2 separate regions of the Homo sapiens genome follow, and region 1 is linked to region 2. Evidence: chromatin contacts called from ENCODE Hi-C or POLR2A ChIA-PET data. All regions are on one chromosome and are shown on one strand. The core of a region is the stretch at or near the end of the contact, and the rest is flanking DNA. Distances in the headings are between cores, read along the strand shown.

The links. Hi-C counts contacts between places; a loop is a spot of excess contacts on that map. ChIA-PET counts read pairs that join two places held with the same protein, here RNA polymerase II (POLR2A). Pooled maps may share reads with other maps.
Region 1: a loop to region 2 is called in a pooled map, with 2.0 times the contacts of the local background. The contact joins two enhancer-like sites. A Hi-C loop is called at or near these places in 3 of 168 maps with a recorded cell type or tissue (chondrocyte, gastrocnemius medialis and mucosa of descending colon) and 5 of 50 pooled maps. POLR2A ChIA-PET finds 5 or more read pairs at or near these places in 2 of 52 experiments (MCF 10A and naive thymus-derived CD4-positive, alpha-beta T cell).

Annotation. Positions count from the first base shown.
Region 1 is chr9:120,489,591-120,492,358 of GRCh38, reverse strand. It overlaps CDK5RAP2 (CDK5 regulatory subunit associated protein 2), which reads left to right. Exons shown (of 38, transcript NM_018249.6): 13 at 882-1,052. Among named protein-coding and RNA genes, the nearest start is that of CDK5RAP2, 89 kb to the left of the region's middle. RefSeq lists enhancers at 1,781-2,280, 2,281-2,768. Within about 2 kb of position 1,303, at least 4 of the 41 ENCODE cell types and tissues checked have a DNase peak (open chromatin) inside an H3K27ac peak, as active enhancers do.
Region 2 is chr9:120,531,167-120,534,034 of GRCh38, reverse strand. The region is part of intron 7 of CDK5RAP2 (CDK5 regulatory subunit associated protein 2); the gene reads left to right. Among named protein-coding and RNA genes, the nearest start is that of CDK5RAP2, 48 kb to the left of the region's middle. Within about 2 kb of position 1,439, at least 11 of the 41 ENCODE cell types and tissues checked have a DNase peak (open chromatin) inside an H3K27ac peak, as active enhancers do.

The sequences.
Region 1 (2,768 bases), core at 54-2,553, 42 kb after region 2:
GGGTCTCTGCTGCTGCCACACACACTTAACAAAATATTCTGAAGATTACTTTAGGGCAGTATATTTATAGAGAGAAAGAGTCCTCATTCCTTTTCCTTTATAGCTTAAGAGTGCTCCATTGTGAGAATGTACCATAGTTTATTCCTCTGTTGGTGGACATTTGGATTGTTCACAGCCTTTTGCTATTATGAATAGTGCTTCAGTATTGCAAATAGTACATATTTAAAGGTAGTCACAATCATTCTGTATACGGTTTTTTTTTCCTTTTTCTGTAACATGGGAATAACATGAACTTTTTTTATGTTATTATAAATTCTTTGTAAATGGTATTAAGACAGTTTTTTTCCTGATTATGAAGATAATACAGGATTATTTAGAAATTGTGGAAACTTAGAAAAATAAGTAAAAAAAATGGAAAATTACCCACAATTCCTCTACTTAGATATACTGTTGTTGTTTTGATGTGTTACCTCAGCCTTATGACATTTGTATTAACATTTAGAAAATAATGAGCATCTTATTATCTGTACAGTTTGATACTCTGGTTTGTTTTGACTCATAATTGTGGGTGTGTGTTTTTTAAATACCGTACTCTTTATAATTATTTCTCTGTTGTTGACTGTCTAGTTTCTTTCTGGTTTTCCAGCATTTTAAATAATGTTGTGATAAATATCTGTTCATAAATCTTTTGCCAAATTTCAGATTATTCTTATAGTGGTTTTTGTAAGATTTTAAGTGAGAAGGATTTAAATATACACTTGTATACTCCCTTAAATACATCTATTATCTTGCTCTCTTGTAGCAGTAATTTAGCAAGTCAAACACATAAGAGATTGAAATTTTTGTCAAGTAAATTCCATTTTTTCATTTTCTTCTGGTAGGATCTTAGAAATGAAGTTGAAAAATTACGCAATGAAGTGAATGAAAGAGAGAAAGCAATGGAAAATCGTTACAAGAGTCTTCTGAGTGAAAGCAATAAAAAATTGCACAATCAAGAGCAAGTGATCAAACATCTAACAGAAAGTACCAATCAGAAGGACGTGTTGCTTCAGGTACTGTAACTTTTGTATTTAAATTTTTTAATTTGGCATGGGTTGATTTTTTTAAAAAATAATTCTTTTGCAGAAATATTTATGATTACAGTAATCATTGCTATGTTTCAGAATACTTTAGAGCTTTAATTATGTCATTTGGGCTTCAGCCACCAGGGAGGTAAGTGTGGTGAAACAGAAACTCAGAGAAGGGAAGAAACATATCCTGGGTCATATGACGACTAAATAGCAGAGCCTGGATTCACACTCTGGCTTGTTTTGCCCTAGTGCTCAGGCCACTTCACTGAGGTTCTTCTACTGCAAATACTTCCTGTTACTTATTTATACCATGCTCTTTCATTCCCCTGTACTTTTTCTCTAACTGTTCCTTTTTCTTTAGGAGTACCCTTCTTGTTTGATCATGTCGTGAGTTTTTGAAATTCACCTCAGACTTACAGATAACCATGATGGAGTAAACATAGGCATTTAACTCTGCTTCCTACAGAAACCTCATTAAAATAACAATGAAAGAATAAAAAGGTATAAACCCACAGGGACTAACTAGGAGAATAGAAGCAGGTATAATAGCAAGTGTGAGTTGTCAACAGAATTTTGGATAAGTGTGGCTTGTAGACGAAAGAGGTAAAAAGAAAAAAACAAAGAAAAAAAAATTTGGCTAAGTGGATGGGCAAGTGTTAAGGGCATAGGATTCAGCTTTCTCCACACAGCTACATGCCTTTGGGACAAAAAGCCAACAAGAAGCAAGCTGGTTTATGCTGCAGAACCCCAGAAAGGCATAGCATGCATTGGCTATACCTGGTAACTTTAAAAATGGGAGACTGGCTGTAATTCTAAGCAGTTAGAGGTGACACTCTCCTCACCAGCAGGAGATCTCTGGAGACCTTAAACCAGAGAATCTCTGGCCATGGGGTCACCAGATGTAACTGAAAGCAGGAGTGACCACTTAAGTGAAAACAGGGAGGGAGTGGAAGTGTGCATGCCCAGCAGTGAGATGCCTCAGAGAGGAGAAACAACTGAAAAATGCTGACAATTGGGGGTCCTCCAGCAAAATACCTGGGCCTCTACCTGCGCACCTCACTGTGAGGCCACCTTTGACAGGTCCTTTCCACACTCTCAGAGCTGCTGAGCACTTCTAACCCCTAAAAGTAGGTGGATGGCCTGAGTTTATCAAATAGGAGAAAAGAATTTAGGAGGAAAGATGGCCTGGCGTGGTGGCTCACGCCTGAAATTCCAGCACTTTGGGAGGCTGAGGTGGGCGGATAACCCGAGGTCGGGAGTTTGAGACCAGCCTGACCAACATGGAGAAACTCCGTCTCTACTAAAAATACAGAATTAGCCAGGTGTGGTGGTGCATGCCTGTAATCCCAGCTACTCGGGAGGCTGAGGCAGGAGAATCGCTTGAACCCGGGAGGCAGAGGTTGCGGTGAGCCGAGATTGTGCCACTGCACTCCAGCTTGGGCAACAAGAGTGAAACTCCTTCTCAAAAAAAAAAAAAAAGGAAAGACAAAGACAAAGGCCAAACAGAACAGAGGTACATAGAGGAAATAGAAACATGCAAGGAGGAGAAAACAAGACAGCTTTTAAAAATCCAAACATTTCAGGGCTATAACTCCTTTGGATAAGGCTCTGACAAAAAAGATATTTGGAAAAGAAGACCTATTGGAATTTGAAAGTAGGACTGCAAATATAAAAAAGTTTAAAAGAAGAGTAAGAAAA
Region 2 (2,868 bases), core at 190-2,689:
TTGACACTGGGGCTGGGTAGAAGACTGGTTCTCAGGCTGATGCAGAAATCCAGGAAAGAGCTGATGGTGACCAAAGTGGAGGTGACAGAGCTGGGAATGGAGGAGAACAGGCTAGAAGGTAGAGTGGATGTGATGGGCTTGAAGGGCTTGGTGACTGACTGGATCTGGGGGATAAGGGGAAAAGCTACAGTGACACACCCTTGCCCAGGCATTTTTTTTTTTTTTTTTTTTTTTTTTAGATGGAGTCTTAACTCTGTCCTCCAGGCTAGAGTGCAGTGGCGTGATCTTGGCTTACTGCAACCTCAGCTTCCCAGGTTCAGGTGATTCTCTTACCTCAGCCTCCTGAGCAGCTGGGATTACAGTTGCCCGCCACCAAAAAAGCCTGGCTAATTTTTGTATTTTTAGTGGAGACAGCGTTTCACCATGTTGGCCAGGCTGGTCTTGAACACCTGACCTCAGGTGATTTGCCGGCCTCTCAAAGTGCTGGGATTACAGACATGAGCCACTGTGCCTGGCCCTTGCCCAGGTTTTGAACATGAGCAGCTGTGGGGTGGTGCAATTTATTGAATTTTGTTGGGGGAAAAGGAAAAAGAGGAAATGTTTTTGGGTGGAGGGAGAGGGAAGATGATACCTTCAGTTGGCACATGTTGGGTTTGAGGGCCTGTGAGCTTCAGTGAGTAGAGTCTAGGATGTGGTTGGGTGTATGAATTAAAGCTTGAATTAGAGGAAGTATAGATTCATTCCTTAACCAACTACTGAGTGTGGCCTTGGGAATGCGTGCTGGGAATGCAGGGCTGAACGTTGTCCTGCTTCTATGGTGCTCTCAGTGTGGGAGGGGATAGATGTTAAAAAAAATATATGTCGTGATTGATGCCGTGATAGAGGTGAGCCCAGGGTTCCGTGCTGTGACAAAAGCAAGGTGTGATCAGCTCTGCCTGGGCGTGGAATGGGGAGGGCTTGTCAGACAAGGAGTCCTGCGAGTTGGGTGAGGACGCTTTGCCTAGCAGAGAGAACAGCACGTAAAGGTACAGAGCCTGGCACATTTTAAGGTGATCCTAGAGGAGAGTGGTCCTGTTAGCATGTGCCACAGAAGCTTAATTGCTCATCTTTTTTTGGAAGGGGGACTTTGGGAAGGGTTAACGTGTATCAAGTACTTACTGTGTTCTAGGTGGTAGAGTCTCCATGGATGTCGGATCAGAGCTTTGCTAAAGGCGGCATCTTCCTGGGATTTCCCATAGGTCTGACTGGAGAGGCACCAAAACCCAACATGTCAGTCCTATGAATGCAGCTGTCTCTCAGGGATAGCTGTGTCCCAGGCGCACTCCCAGAGATCAGTGCAGCAGTCAGATGCCAGCTCTGGATTTTTGCTCAGGGTGTGGCCCTCTTTGTGGTGAAACCTTCCTGGGTGTGTAGGATCAGCGTGTTCCCTCCCTGAAGGCAGGCCTGCCTAGGAAGCTAAGTCAAGGTCAGATGGTTAGCAGAAAACTGGAGCCAGAGTCCTTGGTTTTGCCCTGGTGAGACGGATCCAGATCTGCGACACAGATTGACTCACTGTTGGGCAGGGCAAGGTATTGAATCTTTAGGGCCCAGGGACCCCTCACGTGGATGGACTCTGCCAATATCTTTCTGGGCTCCCACCACCCTTTTTAAAGGTGCATGCTTTAGCTACTTTATTGTCTTCAATCTGGCCTTTGAGCTGCTCTGTGTCTTTAAGGCAGTTAATACTGGGAAGTCCTGCAGATCAAATATGCCAACAGATATGATCTGTTTGGCTTACAGTATTTTTTAAAGTGTGAATTAGTTGCCAGTATGTAAAAAATTGAATTTCATGCAGAAGTCTGGATTTCCACCTTCTGTTTAAAACCTAGGAGATTGGCAGCCCTGGGTATCATCTTGCTGGATTGAGGCTACCCCTCCCCTTAGATGGGCTTGGTGCTCCAGCTTGGCCACAGGAGTCCCCACCAGGCCTGCCTACTTTTTCTTTTCTCTATGTAGAACTTGCTTTAAGGTAACTAAAAAAAAAAAAAAATTCAGTTTTATTGGTGTATAAATTACATACAACACAGTGCTTCAATTTTAAGTGTATATAGTTCGGTGACTACCTCTCCCATTGATTATGTGACGATTTCAAAGTTGAGCCCCTAGAGGGCAATCTTACACCTCTTTCCAGGTTTTCTGGGGCATTGCACTGGTGCTGCCTGGCACCTTGTCTCCTAGTGCATTGCTAGGTGCTTTAGTTACCTTTGTCTCCCTCTTTACCTTCATCCCAGGAAGCTGTGCTTCACTAGGGCAGCTCTGTCTGACTGCAAAATCTTTCTTCTTTCTCCCAAACTAAGTTGCTTTCTTGGTTTAGCTGCAGAAAGGCTATTCTGAGGGTCTTCTGACAAAATGCTAATTGTTACATGTTAAAAAAAAAAAGTAATAATTATAACAACTGTCATTTGTTGAGTTCCACCATATTCCAGGAGCAGTGCAAGATTGTTTTAAATAGCTTGTCTCTGGTCCACAATCACAAGTCACCCCTATTTTGTAGCTGAGGAGGCACAGGCTCAGAGAGATGGAATTACTTGCCATGGCCAAGGGGCAGTTGATATGGGATAATTTGGTAATTATATTGTGTTATTTGATAACACAGCCCAGAGAGGGATGTGTTCAGCTGTTCCTGAGTGGGGCACTAGGGGTGCAGGTAGCAAAGCTTCCTGGAGGGGAGCTTAATTAGCTTTGGCAGGATGAATGGGTGTTTGTCAGGTAGAGGTGGGGGTGAGGCGGGGGTAGGGTGGGGAAGGGCATTTTAGGTAGAAGGAATAGCACGAGCAAAGGTGTAGAGGCATGAAACAGTCTGGCTTCGGGAGAGAACTGAAAGTGAGG